Regions from separate parts of the Homo sapiens genome. Here region 1 is linked to region 2. A link is a loop called in an ENCODE intact Hi-C map of the cell type or tissue named here. Cell type or tissue: mammary epithelial cell. All regions are shown on one strand. Each heading gives the region's core, and the rest is flanking DNA. Links, peaks and the distances in the headings are about the cores only. Region 1 has its middle 26 kb from the start of LINC02100. Region 2 overlaps CDH18 (cadherin 18).

Region 1 (9,500 bases), core at 2,804-7,803, 840 kb before region 2:
GTTTTCAAAATCAATTGGTTTTAAATTTATATTTTGAATGTAAAACCATTAAAATATTAAGTTACTGGCTTTCTCTAAAATACCTGTTAAGAGTGAGTATGTGTTCGATGGTGGTGGTGAAAGTAGGAATTCTGATAGTATTTGAGGAAAATAGAGAAAAATTAGTATGATTTTGCAGGCAGTGGGAAAGGGGAAGTCAAAGACACACTGTGGGATTGCTGATAGTTTTGTAGATCTGTTTGAGAGTGTCATCAATCATTTCAAGCAAATGTAATAGATAAAATGATGCCGTAGAGTCAGAGGCACAATGAAGGAACAAAAAAAAACATAAAGAATATAGAAACTTATGGATTTAATGGCACAGATGAGTTCTTCCCCCAGGATCATAATTATTTAGAACTCAGAGCTTATTTTCTAATACAAATTTGATATTTTATAATAATACATATCTGTCTAAACTGCATTTTAATCAACATAAACATGTAATAGCAATTTTTTTAGTTAAGTGATACAGTTATATTTCCTTTACATAATTATTTCCATTTTTTTCTAGAGTTGATATTTGTCTCATATTTTTATTTTCTTTGATGTATTCAAAATCTATGATTAATCTTTCTGCCCCTCCAGTGCATTTGTACATCTCCACTTAATCTTGCATTCTAAATGGCTAAATATAATTTTTATCTTTTTTCATGAGGCAGCTTTCAGGAAGCCTTCTCTTACCTTAATTGAATCAGGACTCTTTATTTTCAGCAAGTTTTGATACATTTGATACTCCTGGATTCTCCATTGCCTCTCTTCCGTTGGATTCATACTTGGGAAATTCTATGTTTTGTTTTCTGCTTATTCCCCTATTTTGCTGGGGTATGTTTTCAGAGTAAGTTAATCAGGGTACATACAGTAATAATTTTTTAGGTCTGTCGGTCTAAAGCTATCCATTGGATTTCTATTTGATTCAGGAGCTTTGTTGAAGGTGCATCTTGAACAAAGAAGGACTGTTCTTTGGTGTGTGTGTGTGTGTGTGTGTGTGTGTGTGTGTGTGTGTGTGTGTGTGTGAATCACTTAACCATGTAATTATAGTTCTATTCTAGGATTCTCTGCTTTGTTCCACTAATCTATCTATCCTTACTCAAATTTCGCTCTGTTTTTATAATGTCTTAAACATATATTGTAAGCCCTCCATATTTGTACTGCTTTTAAAAGATCATTTTGTAATTATGAGTCTATTTCTATATATTTAACACATTTTAGAATCAACTTGTCAATTCATGGAAGAAACAGTTTGCTGAGATTATGACTAGAATTGCGCTAAGTCTTCGGATCAATTTGGGAAACTGCAAGGAAGAAAAGACATTCCCAGGCTGCGATTTAATCAAGGAATGCACAATATTTTCTGAGTTAGATTTCAGAATTTCCAGTGACCCCTTTCTGGTTTCCATTTCCCCATTTTTGAACAAACATTTCTGTAACAGGTATGCATTTCCTTCTACGTCGTATGTAGGATAGAGGCAGTAAATTTGACTTTATAATTTCACAGATCTAAAGATGGAGGGAATGTACTCAAGAAATTTCAACAAAGCATCCTCAGCAAGCTTGACCCCTGTGCTTCATGCCTTTCCCATTGACAAAATACATCCACCTCCCAAGGCGTTCAAGAGTCCCATCCTATTATAGCATCATCTCAAAGCTGCATGGATTTTTCAGTGTCTTTGAATTATATAAACGGGATTAGACTTTAATTTTAATTTCTCATAACAATATTGAATCTAAGGTTGTAACTCTTCAAAAAGGTGTGTGAAGTTTATATGGCCATTAGGATGGCTTGGTTTTAGCTTGTTTATCCCAACCTCTTCAGCACTCAATAATATAGTGGCTCTCCACCCCTAATTTGAAAAATGTATATTGAAAGAACTTGTTAATCATACTTCGATTTTTAAAATGATATATTCTGTATACTTTTGTTATTACATATAAAAATAGAAACATTATATATTATATATAATAGCAAAATATGTGTGTGTGTGTGTTATACATATATATGATACTGACTTAGTCCACTTGTTTTGCTATAAAGGAACACCTGAGACTGGGTAATTTATAAAGAAAAGAGATTTATTTGACTTGCAGTTCTGCAGGCTGTATGAAAAGCATGGCATCAGCATCTGCTTCTGGTGAGGTACTCAGGCTGCTTCTGCTGATGGCAGAAGGTGAAGGGGAGTAGGTGTGTGCAGCGATCACATGGTGAGAGGAAGATAGCAAGAGAAAGAGAAGGAATGTGCCAGGCTCGTTTTAACAATCAGCTCTCATGGGAACTAATAGAGCAAGAACTCACTCATTATCTTGAGATCAGCACCAAGCCTTCATAAGGGACCTGCTCCCATGATCCAAACATTAGGTCCCATCTCCAACACTGGGGATCAAAACCCAACATGAGGTGTTGAGGGGTTAAATATCTAAACCATACCAAATACTTACTCAGGTTTTAATCATTATTTTAAAACAAAGATTATGCTTTATCTTCTCTATTACATCATTCAAATATATAAATGGAATTTTTATAATAATGTGAGTAGGAATTTGGAATGAAAATAGCTTAAATGCCATAAAACATTTTCTTTTAAATATGCCATGAGACTACAGTGAAGAGCCTCACAATGTTTATTTTTATTCACAGAAAGTCAAATTTTAAGATTTTCTCAGTTTATTTATTTAAAATTTTCACATTCATAATAGTAATTTGTTTTAAATGTTTATTGCCATGAGATAATGATTAAAGCTATAAACTAATATACAAATGAAAAAATAATGGCTATGTGCTCATAAGACTAGCATATTTATCAAAGTAGAGATGGAGAGCAAACATATAAATGAATGAAAAATATATGTTATTATATTAGAGTTACTTTGGTTTTTATTTGAAAACAAACTCATTGTTACTTAAAATCAAAATGCAAATCAAAATGTACTTTTGAAATGGACTTTTTTTTTGAATATTAGATCTACTTGGAGAATATTAACTTTGCCCACTTTAATGGAACAATATTAGGTTTTAAAAATAATTGTCCTGTAGAAACTGAAAATAAGAAATTTATTTGGCTATTAATTTGCCTAAGGATAAATTCTTGGTTTTGCTTTTATCATTAAAAAAAGTTAATCTATTCCGCATTTCCATTTAGAGTTTCAAACACAATTCCAAAATGAAGTTTAAGTTTTTCTGCCTCATGCTCATTAAAAGCAATGAAACCTCTGGCTGTTTTATGAAAAAATTATTTAAGAGTTAGGAAGCTGCAAGCCAGTTAAAATGCTTTGCTTAAATATTTTGAAGATTCTCAGTTAAAATAGTTCTAATGTTACATGAAGCTCTCTTTAGAACTTATTGCTTGTGTAGAATGAAGAAGTAGGGAAATATCAACCCAAAGGAAATAACTGTAATGGAAAAAAGGGAACCTTTCCCCCAAAGGCTTAGAGACTCTTATACCATTTCCCAAGCCTTCTTAAAACAGATTTCCTCCAAAATGAAAGGAAAATCTCTCTTATAATGCTACACAGAAGACAGAAAACAATTTATAAAATCCAAACCCAAAAGTGAACTTAAAACACTAAATTCTCTACATAAATACACAATGCCATCCATGGTCTTAATTTGATTCACCTATTGTTGCTTATATTGTATTTGTTCTATATTTATAGCCTATTGCTCAGTCACATCAAACCACATTGTGTTGTGACTATATTCCTTAGTGTTTTTTTCTACTATGTCTTTGAAAATAAAGAGCTACTTATTTCCACTTTCTCCTAAAATTCTAAAATTTTAACAGAGTTGCATGGATACAAAGAAAGTCAATGAATGGGCATAAAATGCCTGATTAATTTCTTAAAACTCTATATAAATTGTTACATATCTTCATATAAGTGTTCTCAAGAAAGTTTTCTTAAGCTTCTTTAAATTGTTAAAAAGGTCCTGAAACACAAAATCATTATCACTAACTTACGTTTGCTTATTAAGTTTCAAATCTGTAGAATGTATATTAAGCACATTTTGGTTTAATAAAAATATTTATTTCTTACCACATTATTCTCAGGTCTAGCATATCACGTGATACATGGAAGTGGTTGGTATGTATTTATTGAATGTTAAAATAAACAAACAAACAAGCCCCACAGTTTTGGACACTGAAGCCTAAATAGATTAACTCAATTGCTCAAGCTCACTGAAGCCAACGTGTGCAAGTTAAGACATGCATTTCTGGTCTGTCTGATATAATCACCAAATGGAAACATTTAATGTTCCAAAGTACTAAAAAACGCTTGAGACTTCAAGATGTCTATTGTGTTGCTTTCACAAAGAAATATTATCTGGCCTCTACCTTTTCCTCGACCCGAGTTAGGTTATCCCTTTACCTTCACAAATCTCCATCATAGCATAATCTATTGCAACTTGCAGTACAGTTTGCTAATCCCCACGGTATAACTACTTCTACCAAGGCTGATTTTCAGCTATTAATGTGATGTCATGGGACACAGAGTTCAGAAGAAAAGAACATGGGGGGTTCAATCCAGCTGATAGTAGCTGGGTCTAGTACATAAGTTCAGTCTTCTTGATTTCCACCAATGGACTTGTATGACTTGATTCTCCAATAGGTTAGTACTTTATTTAGTTCAAAATAGATATTTATCAATTGGGTGAGAATATAAAGTAGGTAAATTTTGAGGCATATTTCTCATATTTAAAACAAGAAATAATAGCAGGCATATCAGGACATTTAGGTTTAAATATCAATTTTGTGTGTGTGTGTGGTAGGCTTAATTCAAAAGATGTCACAAGATTCTTGACTAGGGTTTATTCATTGAAACACTACTGCAAGCACTACTGTAAAGGGGCATTGAAGATGAAAAGATAAATTAACATTTAAAATTAGATAACATTAAAATAGGCAGACTATGCTGGCTTATTCAGGTGAGCTCAGAGAAATCACAGGGGCTGGTAAAAGCAGAAAAGGAAAACAGAAGAGTCAACCAGAAATATAAAAAGCATATGGAGAATTAAGGAGCAATCGAGATAGTCTTAAATGTGAGCTATCCAGAGGATACAAACAGTCTTTAGAAGAATAATCCTCTTGCAGTGGTCAGCAAGGAAATATAGACCCCAGTGCTAAAACTGCATGAAAATGAATTTGGCCAACACCCTGAATGAGACTGGAAGTAGATTCTCCCTAGAGTCCCCAGATAAGAACTTCAAATGACTGACACCAAACTCTGACACACAAAATTGTAGGACATTAAATAAGTGTTGTTTTAAGTTGCTAAATTTGTGGTAAATTTGTTACAGCATTACAGAATAGCAATATAGTGGGTGTGGAGAGACAAAACTTCCTGTAATGCCTTTGAAAGTTGTATAGAGAAGTGACAAAGTGAAAAATACATACCTGGACTTCACTAGGGCTGGCAATCCAAGCCTTTCAGCAGCAGGAGGAGCAGCTGCACGTAAAACCAACTTTCTTTTTCTTTCATGAGGTAGCAATCATGAGTCATTTATGGGTAAGGCTGAAGATGAATGTTCCGAGTCCTATAAAAACAAATTCTTTGCGTTTACCAAGTTAATATGTTGCACCGCTCCCCACTCACTTTTTCCTTTGAAAAATTATTAAACTAATTTCAGTCTTCATTTGTAAATTAAAGTTACTTATCTACCTTGATTGTTTAAAGAATGACTGTTAAAATTTGTGTTCAGTCCACTGGTCATAGACTGAAACTAAATAAGGTAAAACATAATGACATGCATAATGAGTGAAACACAAGATAATCGTCTTAATGTGAGATGGGGAAGGTTGTTTATTTTCTAATCTGATATTTTAAAATATTATCTTAATTAGATTTTAAATTGCTAATGTGTATCTTATGTTTTGATGTGGATAGATATAAATAAGAACAGCAATACAAAAACATACACATATTTTGGGTTTTTAAAAGACAAAAAAAGGATCTTATATCCCTTAAAATATATCACCTACCATATACATGGTAATTATGATGGGTAAAACTTTTATGTTTCAATTAGGATTGCTAAAATTAAAATATAACTAGGAAAGATTTTATAATAAAGTATGGACCAATCTTTTTTTTCAAAAAGTAACTCTATAAAGGGGATTAGAGTCAAACGAGCATAAAACCAGAATATCAGATATTCCCATTAAGTAATATTCTCAGAATATTTATTCATAAATATACATTGACTGAGAGATTAACAAGCTGTTATAGGATTTCTGCACTGAAATTCTAGGATGCTGGCTACTGAAGTGATTAAAAAACAAGTACTAGCTTTATTTCCTATTCTCAATAATATTATGATTTAATTAGAGAAGGCTGACTAATGCACATGAGATAATTAGCAAGTAATGAAAAACAGTATGAATTCGTATGATAAATGTGGGACCAACGTTATTCAAGAGCACTGTTTTATCTAAAACTAATAATATAAACACCCTTTGAAGAAAAGACAACGACAAAAAAATAAAACAGCAAATGACCAAAGGAGAGGAGATATATGTAACTATTATAATTTCAGGCATAAATAAGTTCTTATCATAGCTTCTTCACTTTGCTTTTAAGTATCTGAGCCCCTTCTGTTAGAACTAGTATTACAGTAATTACTATTTTTATTCTCTGTAGTCTTTTTCTGAATGTTCATATGGATTTTTGGGCTTCTGTTTACATAACATTCTGTCTGAGAAAAAAATAGGTTTCATTACTAAAAAGAAATTTTATGCAATGATTAGGTTTTCAAAAATACTGTTCAATGTTGTCCTTGTATTTTGAACAAATTAATCAGTTTCTACTCAAAGAGAGAAGCCTCTATTATTCACATACAATCAGATCAAGTATAATTGTTATGTGACTGTGAAAAGAAACCCACACATCTTTTAGATTGCAGGATATGTAAAACAGGCTCTGATGCTTATTATAACGAATAAAAGACATAGGCAATAATTTGTTTTTAATTTTTGTTTCATAACATGATGAATGGCTGATAGAAAACATAACATTTCTTTTGGTTTATCAGGGACAAAACAACTATAACAATATATAATATTCTTAATTTTAAAAAATCTAGTAACAGCCATCCTTACTTTATGGTTTTTCTTCTTACCCATCTTTTTTCTTTTGATTTACTCAAGAACTAAATCTATGAAGCGCAAGAGGCACTCATATCCCTATTTTGGTCTGATTACATTTTCATTATCCCTTGATTCCTTGTTTGTCACAAAATCTGTGAATTATAATTTGGCTTCTCATTTAGTTTTCTCTCTAGGGAGAAAATATGCTGACCAGACGAAGTCTGTATTTAGTCTTGTTGGCAGTTGTATTTAATATCAACGCTCCCCCAATTAACTTTCTGGCACAGAAGTTGCTCTATCTTAAATTGGGTTTATAAAAGATACTATTATTAAGTTTATTCAATCTTGAGAGTTAAAATAATCATATTTTTGGTTTTATAAATGTAAGAAACAAACATTCAAATATAATAAACTTAAGGGTTTTATTCCAGTCCTGCCAAATAAACAGATGACCCTCTTCTGATGGCACTCCGTTTTCTTGAATTTACATTTTAAACAAAATATAAACTTTAAAAAAAATTTTCCAAACCTGCACCTTCCTAGTCTCTGTTTCAGGAATATTATCGTTTTGCTTAAATACTTAATGAGTTACAATGGTTAACTTGATTTCTCTTTTCTATTTAAAACTATATTCAATGTATTAGTTATGTCAATTACGACATCAAAATTTAGCATTAATTTGTCCCTTTCTGTTTGTCTATTCTGCCATCATGCTAATTCATGCCAAAAGCATCTTTCCAATAGAGACTATATCAACATGCTAAGAGGAGTTAAACTTCCATTTTGGTACATACTCATTTTCATTTTCTATACAATTCTGAAAATGTTTCCTTAAAAATTATAGGCATGAGCAGTGGCTCATGCCTATAATTATTACACTTGGGAGGCGGAAGCAGAGGCATCGCTTAAGGCCAGGAATTTGATACAAGACTGGACAAGACCCGGTCTCTACAAAATTTAAAAAAAAAATTAGCTGGGCATGGTGGCTCACTCCTGTAGTCCTGTCTATTAGAGAGGCTGAGGAGGGAGGATCACTTGAATCCAGGAGTTTGAGGCTGCAGTGAGCTAGGATTTTGTCACTGAACTCCAACCTGTGCTACAAAGTAAAACACTGTCTCTAAAAGATAAAATAAAAATGTAAAACTTAAAATGATACACTTCTGATTACCCAATGGTATCTCATTGGAAATTGAATAAAACCCATTCTGCTCAGCATACCTGTTTCATTCTGTTTTGGCTACTGTAACAAAACATTATAGACTGAGTGGCATGGAAGCAACAGAAATGTATTTCTCACAGTTTTTGAGACTGGAAAGTCCAAGATTAAGGCACCAGCAGATTCTCTGTCGGGTGAGGGCCTACTTTCTAGTGCACAGATAATGCCGTCTTCTGAGTCTTTACATAGGGAAAGGAGTGAGGGATTATTCTAGGGTGTCTTTTATAAGCCCACTAATCCCCGTTCATAAGGATTCTCTTCTCATGACCTAATCATCTTCCAAAATTCTCATCTCCTGATACCATAACCTTGGGTATTAGAATTGTAACGCATGAATTTTAAGGGGACATAAAGATTCAAATCATAGCAATACTCTAAAAAATACTTCTTTAACTTTGCAAATATATCTCCTTGCTTAATTTGCATTAGTTTTACTAGACATTTTATCCTTCAAATTGCCAAATATTTTTATACCACAAGGTTTTATTAATATTCCACCTATCCAGCAGAAATTTCCCGTATAATTTTTTAGTTCAGAGGAATAAAATATAATCTATGTTCTGATTGCTTACTATCTAGTAGACATCTGAAACACTACAGATTTCAATGATATAATGGCAAAGTTAATACTAGAGGTGTGAGAAGTTGGCTTAGCTAGAGGTGTGAGAGTCTTGCTTATATCTTTGTCCCAAAATTTTCTGATTTCCTTAAGTAGAAGATCTCTGTTCCTAATTTTATTACTACCTACCACATTCCCACCTAGGCCTTTAACCCATTGCATGTGGCTACTCAGACGTGTATTTGAGAAAGAGCTGTGAGAGGTGTGAGAAGTTGGTTATCGAAATGCAGTGTAACATATCTAATACAGGCTGGGGAAAGATCTTCAGTAATTACAAATATATAAGTGTAAATAGTACATCAACTATTTCAAATCCTCAAAGCACATCAGCTTTGAGGATTAACAGTTTGTTAAACTTTCTGCTAAGGATTATATTCCTTTCTCCAACACACTTTTTTTTCTGGACAGGGTCTTACTCTGGTTGCACAGACTGAAGTGCAGTGGCATGACCACAGCTCACTGCAGCCTCGACTTCCTAGGCTTAGATGTTCCTCCCACCCTAGCCTCCCAAGAAGCTGGGACTACAGGCACGTGCCACAATGCCTGGTTA
Region 2 (9,500 bases), core at 1,878-6,877:
TGGGAATAATAAAAGGGCATTTGTCTCACTGAGGCTTGTCCCTTTTAATATACTTTCTTTTCCTCCAGGACAGCACTGATTCTAGTTGCTTTTTAAAAGACCTTGTGTCTTTACTACAGTAATTTTGTCATTTACTTGAATAAGTCATTCCCTATGATTACCCCAAGGCCCTATCTTACAAAAGCTGTAATAAATTTAATCATTACATTTGTTAGAACTATTTACTATTTTATAGTATTTACTTGAGAAAGTGAGATGCTTCTCAGGGAAAACTGACTGACATGTGAGAGGTTAGAAACTATGATGTCTGACTTACAGAGTTTGCCTGTCTTTCCTGATAAAATTAACCAGACAGTTTTTATAATCTCCACTTTAAATGTTTATGCAAATACAGTTTATGCTGAGAATGCTAATTTCAAATTAAAACACACACACACACACACACACACACACACACACACACACACACACAAAGTATTCTGAGATTTTCCTGCATTTAAGAGACTTAAGCTGAATATTGATTATTAAGCATTGTGGTTGGCTCTACGTGCAATGTTTTTTAAAACATAAATAAAGTAAATTTAAGTACTACTGCCATTTGAATGCCATAAATAAAAAGGGCAATTTTCCTCTATCAGAATCTTTACTGTTCTAAGAAATATCTTTAAAATCGTTTAACCCAATACATTCTGTTTCTATGTGTCAACATGCACTATAGGAAAGCTGATTATTCTATAGAAAGTTTTTTTTTTCTCTCAAGTATTATAGTGGAACACTTTCTTTGTTTTCTCTCACTCTTAATCATAAATAACACATAAATGCTTGAAGAAAGACTATTAGAAATTTTAATTGAAATTCAGTCCACTTTTTAAGTATTCTTTGAAGGTGTGCAAATTGATTTGTAATGCCTAACTATAAGAATCAAATTATTTCCAAGAAATATATGCTTATTACCATAAACATACCTACCTAAACAAAATATTATGTAAAGGAAAAGGAATTATTCTGTAACTTTATTATAGTACACAACCACATAGATTAAAAACAAACCGTAATACAATTGAAATGTCATGACTAGTACGTTTCTAAACAGAGAGCTCCATATAATTTCAAAATATTCAATTCTAAAATCAGAAGAATGTAATACTATTATTTATTTATAGCTGTTACTTTGTTAGAAAGAATATGATCTACAGGTGTATGTGTCTTATTATAATAAATACATAATAATTTTCAATTATCTTTATAAACTAAATATCATGATGTAAGATAAAAATATTGTGTTTCTATGAAGGCTAAATGAAAATAAAATAATAATATTACTCATTTAAAGTTAATTTAATAATTTCATCTTTATTTTAGAGTTCATCCTTTCAATTTAGCCACATAGAATACAAATTGATAGAGAATACATCTAATTATCTTCCATAATCTTTCTATTTAAACTTAAGTGGAATGATCTTTCAAATCTGGATATGATGGAGGGGTATATCTAACTCTGTCATATAAAACAACTCTAAAAGATGCATAGTATATAGAAAATGACTGTTTTAAGGCATTGAAGGCAATTAATGTAGGGAACTCAGGATGGAGTATGATTCTTGAGAGAAAGAAACCATAACAAAACAAATTTTATATGCACATATACTGAGGGTATTTAAAAATATGTAGTGCTGGTTGAAAGAGTCCAAGCAAAAATTGTGTAGCTTTTGGAGACAGGTTGGAGTTCAGAGCTGGCACAGGGGCTGAGAAATTGAGGACAAAAGCACAGAGAAGAAGAAACCTCAGGTAAGTGAGGAAAAAAACAAATGCAATTTTTCTTGTGGTAATTGTAGACACATCCACTACTTTGACACTTGTAGAGGCTCTGAGAAACCAACAGAAAGTGCATCTGGAAGGCAAAGGCGCTAGGCAGAGATTTCAGCAGCCATGAGTTACTGGAGAGTCAGAAATTGGTAAACACTTGAGACCAGTGGAGAGTAAGTAAAGAAAGATCCGGATTCCAGGAATAAGAGCTACTTCCCGGAAGTAAGGAGAGCAATAAAATAAGCTAGTGCTAACAGAATCCAACTGATTTAAGTAATCCACACTGTATATGTCTGCAAGAAATAACTTGCCCCTCTTTGAAAGATTGCACAATCATGAACCTCTGCAACTCCTTTATGTAATGTTCAATCAGTAATTCAAAGTCATGATTAAAAATGAGCATTGGCTAAAACTAAGAAGGAAAAAATGTAAAAAATGACCCAGGCATGATTATGATATTAGAATTCTACAAAAAGTTTTGAAATAAGTATGGTTAATATGTTTATGGTTAATATGTTTAAATAAAGAAAAGGGTGGGGAATTTCAACAGATACCAATAATCTTTATCTACTAAACCAAATAAAAATTTTAGAACAAAAATGTCAATGCTGAAGTGTGTACTTAATATATTTAATAGATGGGTTTAATTGCTGAACAAACAGCAGAAGAAAGGATTGGTGTACTAGAATATAGGTTAATATAAAATATCCAGGTTAAAGAAGACTGTAGAAGACTGTAGAATAATAATTATTATACAGCAAAGACAGTAATAGATGAATGTTATATAACTGAAAGACCTAGCTGACATACTTTGTAGAACTAATAGAAAAGAAGTGAGAAAATGAGGTCGAAGAAATACTTGAAAAAATTCTAACCAAGAGTTTCTCAAAACTAATAAAAGATAGCTTAAAAAATCTTTACAACCATTAGTCAGATTTTTAAAAAGTAAATACCTAGGTGCATTGTAGGTTAAATTTTTGAAAACAAAATATAACAAAGAATATCTTAATAGAAGAAAGGTCCAATAAACTACAGTAAACTATTGTACAGTAAAGGAATTCTACAGTTGATTTTTCAATGAACAAAATGGTAAACAGCAAATTATATTAATAATTATTGAAATGGAGAAAATCCTTCAAACTAAAATTCTATTCTGATTGGAAATACCTTCTGCAAATAAAGGCAAAATTGTAAATTTATATAGAAAAGCTGAGAAAATTCATTGGCAGTTTTCTGTCACTAAAAATGGGAAAATAATATTTTAAGAAATTTACAATTCCCTTTAGAAAACAATAATTCTAGAAGGAAACACAGAAATTCAAGGAGAAATAAATAGTACCAGGAAGGGTAAATTATTACTGTCTTAAAAAATAATGATTTGCTATTTAACACAACAGCAACAATGACAATTTCATATAGGACTGAATATATAAGATGACAAAAATAGAAAAAACAACAACAAAGGGTTAATGACATTAAACAGTTTTAAAGTCATTCTATTTTCAAGCAATGAAATTATAATTTAAGGTAGAGTGAAATAAATAATAATATCTACAGTATTTTTTAAATAGAAAAAAGTATAAAAATGTAAAATTTTTAAAAAGTGAATGGAGGACAAAATGAATGAAATTAAATAATTCAAAGAATATGAGAGAGGGGAAAAAAGGAGAAGAAAAGATTAGCCAAATAGCAAATGATATACCTAAATGAAACTATATCAGTAATTAAGATACTTATAAGTGTAGTAAATCAACAAAAGCAAGAGAAATTATAATGTCATTTTAAACTAAACAACAACAAAAATATTAGCTAAGTGGTCACAAGAAACATTTATAAATTAAGAATAAAAAATTAAGAACAATAAAGTTTGAAAGTACAATTATAGAAAACATTATACCACACAAACCATAACCAAAAAGAAATGAAGAAAAAAAAGAAACCTCTGGAATAGCTATAGGAGACAAATTAGACTTTAAGGTATGGAGTATTATTAGAACTATAGACATATATTTCACAATAAAACAATTTTAATCAAGAGAAAGATATCAAAGCCTTCGATCTGTGTGCATCCAATAGCATGGTTTAAAACTGCATCTAAGAAAAATTAAACAGAGGAAAAAAGAGAAATGGAAACATCTAGTATCATCTTGGAAGACTTTAACATCTCTCTCAATAACAGACGAGCAAAAATTCTATAAGGATATAGAAAATTGGAATGGTACAAGGAATAAACTTGAATGAAATTTACATATGTAGAATACTAAACATGCAGCTGCAGAATTTATCTTATTTCAAAGTGAGTAGGAACAGTTATCAAAATCAAATATATACTGTCATTTTAAAGAAATGCTCAAAACGTTTCAAAATATATGCCTACAACTATAATAAAATGACCCAGATATCATTTTCAAAAGACACTAGAAAGACCTCAATTCTTTGATAATTAAAAAAAATCCTGCATATTTTGATGGGTCAAGGGAGAAGCTTTGTTTTCTTTTTCTTTTAATTTGTTTCAAACAAAATTTTAATGATGAAAATATTATATAAATTCATATTTGTACCCATAACAATGAAAATAATAAAAACAACAGCTCCCCCCCCAAAAAAAATCAATGCCAATATCTTCAGCAATATTTTCTTTCTCATTAACTTTAGAAATTACCCAAACCAGTTAAACAATTGTGATGTTTACTAACTTTATGGGAAATACTGCCATCTATTGAATTTTTAGAGCTTGATCCTCCAATATTACATGGCACTAAACCAACTGCAGTCACAAGTGAGTTTACGTTCTTGGCAATTTACTATCATTTAAGTTCTGGAGAAAGTTATGTTAGATTAAGCTAACATAATGATAGCAAATTTCCAAAAACTGAAGCTCACTTGTGGCTGCAGTTGGTGCAATGTAATATTGGAGGATCAAGCCCTAAAGGTTGATTCATTGTGATTATTTGGCATGTGTTATGCTTCTTTCTGTTACTAGATGACTTATCTTACAAGAGCAATCCTCAATACAACAATATAATTCCTTCCATTTAGGATATAGAAGGTTTGTTTTGTAAACTTTCATGTAAGGTATTGAATTTTATATGCATATGGTTTGTGCAGAATAAATAAATGTCAGTGACTTTTTAACCTATCCAAGAATAAGTTATGCAACAACCATAACCCAGAATAAAGTTTTTAAAAACTAGAATAGGAAATGGCAGAATAAAATAGATTACCTTTAATGAAAGAACACACACTAGGGAATTTTATATCTTTAGATGGATGATTTTCTCTAGAAGGAGAAGTACACATCGTTTGTGTACTTTGAGTAGAATTTCAAGCCATAGATGGGCTGATTTGTTTTCTTTCACTATGAGTCCTTTTGTTTTGCTTTGTTTTGTTTGAGTGGCTCCTTTTCCAACACCATGTAGCCCAGAGGTAGGCATCAATTTGAATTAAATAGTAGCTACCCTTGTAGTTGGGCATGCATTATCCAGTCTCTATGCTCCTTTTTCACATTCCTGATACTGACAAGCAGCCTGTTTCCTCCAAGACATTTATCTGACTTGTATCCTAAGCTACTGAGTTTGTAACTCTCTAGAGTAGAGACATTGTAAAGCAAATTACTAGCTCTAATTTACTACCTCTCTAACACTTACTCAAAGCCTATTTACTTCAAGATAAAGGGATAACTAATTACCATGCAATATAACTAGCCTACTCACTTTCTCAAGCATGGTAGATTAAGCATGGAGGAAAAAACACTTTGAGAGAATATTTTTGCAAAATTTGTAGTTAGGGATGTTTATTCAAGTGTCAATTGTAAGAAATATAACTGTCTCAGACAGGTGATGAGAGAAAGAAGTAGAAAGGGCAACTGTAAAAACCTCACATTAAGAGAAACAATTCAACTACTGGATCCATTTGATGACAGGATATGAACTTTATAGAATTTGAGCTGTGTATAGACTTGCGCATGTCATGGTATTTTGTGAATACAAGTCCTTATATTATTTCTTTTCTCCAAGCAGTTTACAATACTTCCCCACTAGGTACATAGCTGTTTAATAAGCTGCAATTTATGGATAAATTAAAGAGCACTTTACTACAAGCTACTTTTGTCATGGTGACACCAAACTGTTGCAAAAGCAGAATTGTTTTGTTCAAATGGAGTGCGAAATAAAGTATCTTTTAAGAAACCCCAAGTGTAAACTTCTGATTGTGTAGTGCCTCCTTTTCAAAACTCTAAGAACACCTTGAAATGCAGCAGGATTTACATCTGTCAGTCATTCTGCCAGAATGTTACTGACTGAAGAAACATAGAATTCATTAGACACAATGAGTTAACTCAGAGAGTATACACTTATTCTGTTTTGTCAGGTAAAGTGATTATTTTCACTGTACACTGATGCTTCAACAATGACACTATTATTGATCAACATAATAAAATTAGGAACAAATATCTCTTTATTATATATCTATATTCATCTATATGAATAATATTCCTTATATCCATCACAATTAAAATTTTCTGTACATCTGCAAAGTCAATCTTAATAAACCTGTAATTTTAATAATTATTTTAGGAAGAAATGGAGAAAAAGAGAGAGTGGGAGATGCTATATTTACTACAAACTAGCATTTACTGAATCCTATGATTTACAACCTGAGTTTTCTGTCTATTAAGGCTACAATATGAATGTACATCTTTAAAATAGTGGTGGTAGAATCTATTTGAAAACAAGATAGGCAAGTTGGTATCCTAAATTATAATAAAGAGTATATTCTGTTGAGTCTGAATTATCGCTTATTATCTTTATCTTCAACTTCAATTGTACCAATCTATGAAATAATAACATTTACCTCATGTATATGCACATTGTTGAACTAAGTGATAACATTGATACAAAAGTTCATCCTAATCTGCAAAATGGTTTAAAATTTAATTATATTTTATGGCTCAATAAAATATGGACTTACCTATGATATATACTTTCTTCATAGAGCAAACGCCACATGAATGCACCAGGTAACATTATCTTATCTCTGGCATCAACATTTTAAAATGATTTTTATTTAACTATGACTATGATTTGCATGTATTTAATAATAATCTTTTAATAATGATGGTTTGACAGAGTATTTAAATTCAACTAATTTACTCACTAAGAATCATTTATCAAATGCTGGGCCCTCACTGGGCTGAACACCTAAGTTCGCAAAACAATTAAGCGTCTTCCTAGAGGATCTCATAAGTGGAAGGGGATCTATGTACCTGCAGAAATTAGTATAACATGAACAAGCACGCAAAAGTGCTGTGCAAGGGGATCTATGTACCTGCAGAAATTAGTATAACATGAACAAGCATGCAAAAGTGCTGTGCAAGAGGGAAAATTAGTATAACACGAACAAGCATGCAAAAGTGCTGTGCAAGAGGGAAAAAAGAGTGAGTAATTCTGCAACAGGAATTAATTGCAAAACTGTTCTAATTCTGCAACAGGAACTTCAGAGAAACTTGTAGCAGGGATTTTAACAAAGGGCCGTGAATAAGGAAAAATTTTAGTTGAAGTAAGGACGTACAAAGTGTTATTATATTTTAGGAGGAGGCAGTATTCCACAGTGTCTAGGCCTGAGGTGTACTGCAAATGCTATTAAGAGACAAGAGATAAAGTTGAGAAAGGCATTTCGCGCTGATTTGAGAAGAGCCTGTATGACGTACCAAAGGATCTAATTTATGACAGTTTTTAGACATCATTTGTAAGAGGAACATAAGAGACAACTCCTCTGTAGGATATTTGTGATTATTAGTGACTGTCGTATAAAATGTTATCTATAGTATCTTCCATTTTTAAAAACTCAAATATATTATAATTATATCCTTTACATTCAGAACATGTCATAAACACCATCTCCCTCCAAACCCACAGGATTCATATTTCTCCTCTCCCCCCAAAATTGCCTACTGAATTATGCTTTCTGTTTTCAAGTCTTATATTTTACTCTGAGACCTCATCTTATCATATTAACTTCAACTTGCTTTTGGATGATGCGTGTGTGTGTGTGTGTGTGTGTGTGTGTGTGTGTGTGCATACATGCATGCATTTGTATACAGCATTTATTCATAACATGAAGAATTTTTTTAAAAAATTCAGTCACAGAATGTATGGAATAATGTTGCATGAAAAGAATGTTCACATCAAAATACCTTTTCAACATCTCCATGAATACTTTAAGAATATACAGATACTTCGCCAAAGGCAAGATGCCATTTTTTAGTACCACCACATCATTTTTAATATTTAACTTGATGCCAAATGAAACTCCAACTCTGAACACATTCCCAATTATTTCCTAGGTTCAGAAGACAATAGCTGGAGTGATTTCATGAGTCTTACATGAAGAAGGGTGATCATATAGTACAAAAACAGAACAATTCCACTTAAGAAAACAGTAACATAACACTGTTCAAGTATTTCATTTTACTTTACATAAAGAGATAATGATAAATTCAAATCATGGAAAACAAATACGTACTTTGAGGAAAGCGTGGTGGGTTGTCATTGACATCGGTTAAGGTGATGTTGACTGTTGTAGATCCTGAAAGCCCTCCAACTTGCCCAGCCATGTCTTTGGCTTGAATGACTACGGAGTAATGTTCTCTGGCTTCTCTGTCCATGTTATGTAAGGCCGTTCTAATAACTCCTGTAATAGATATATTTTAATAAACAGTATGAGCTATATAATAAGCAAGTATCAACAAACATACACATACATATTTTAAGAAATGTCTTTTAAAATAGCATATTTTTGGGATAAAGTCACACGTCTGAGAAAAACAATATCTTACCAATGCATGAATACTGTCTCTTTGAAAAATTTACTTATCCCATGCCCCAAACATCCTATTAAGTAAATTAAGATGTCTATCTCTCTGCATTCCTTAAAGTAGATGGTCCCTCGGCCGGATGCGGTGGCTCACGCCTGTAATCCCAGCACTTTGGGAGGCCAAGGCGGGTGGATCACAAGGTCAGGAGTTTGAGACCAGCTTGACCAGTATGGTGAAACCCCGTCTCTACTAAAAATTAAAAAAAAAAAAATTGGCTGGGCGTGGTGGCGCATGCCTGTAATCCCAGCTACTCATGAGGCTAGGCAGGAGAATCGCTTGAACCCAGAAGACGGAGGTTGCAGTGAGCGGAGATCACGCCACTGCACTCCAGCCTGGGCGACAGAGTGAGACTCCAACTAAAAAAATAATAATAATAATAAGTACATGGTCCCTCAAGGGTAGTCCTGCCACCCTATTCCTAGTGCTAGTGTGCTGAACATTTTACAATTTGAGCTCCTCAGAAGTTTCAACTAAGGTGGTCATATTGATTTAAGCAGAGGCTAATTTTCATCTTTATAGAACAATTTACATAGCTTCCTGGCAGAGTTATCAATGTTTAATGATGGAAAACATTTGAGGAGTTTGGACACTTAAACAGAGATTATAGGCAGGAGGCATATTAACACGTATCAAAGACTAAGAAACTCACTATTTTTGTTAGAAAACAACTTTAAGGAGAACTAGATCTAAGTATTTAGGCAAAATAAAGAAACTGATAAGGTTTATTCTATAAATCATCTGTAAAAAATCACATTTTTTATCTTAGTAGTGCAAAGAGGGACGTTTAACATTTTTGCATGATGAACCCTTGGATTGAATA

The links. Peaks named below come from ENCODE experiments on the same cell type or tissue, not always from the same donor. Only the 100,000 strongest peaks of a DNase experiment are listed, where the experiment ranks them.
Region 1: it touches region 2 in a loop (17-fold over the local background); 8 of 110 quality-filtered maps call a loop at or near these places.

Annotation. Positions count from the first base shown.
Region 1 is chr5:18,767,188-18,776,687 of GRCh38, forward strand. No RefSeq gene overlaps it. Among named protein-coding and RNA genes, the nearest start is that of LINC02100, 26 kb to the left of the region's middle. In mammary epithelial cell, for the core only: a CTCF peak has its summit at 5,460; a DNase peak (open chromatin) is centred at 5,494; H3K27ac peaks cover 379 bases.
Region 2 is chr5:19,604,106-19,613,605 of GRCh38, forward strand. It overlaps CDH18 (cadherin 18), which reads right to left. Exons shown (of 13, transcript NM_004934.5): 6 at 8,329-8,496. Among named protein-coding and RNA genes, the nearest start is that of CDH18, 380 kb to the right of the region's middle. In mammary epithelial cell, for the core only: a CTCF peak has its summit at 4,526; no DNase peak of the experiment used is centred there.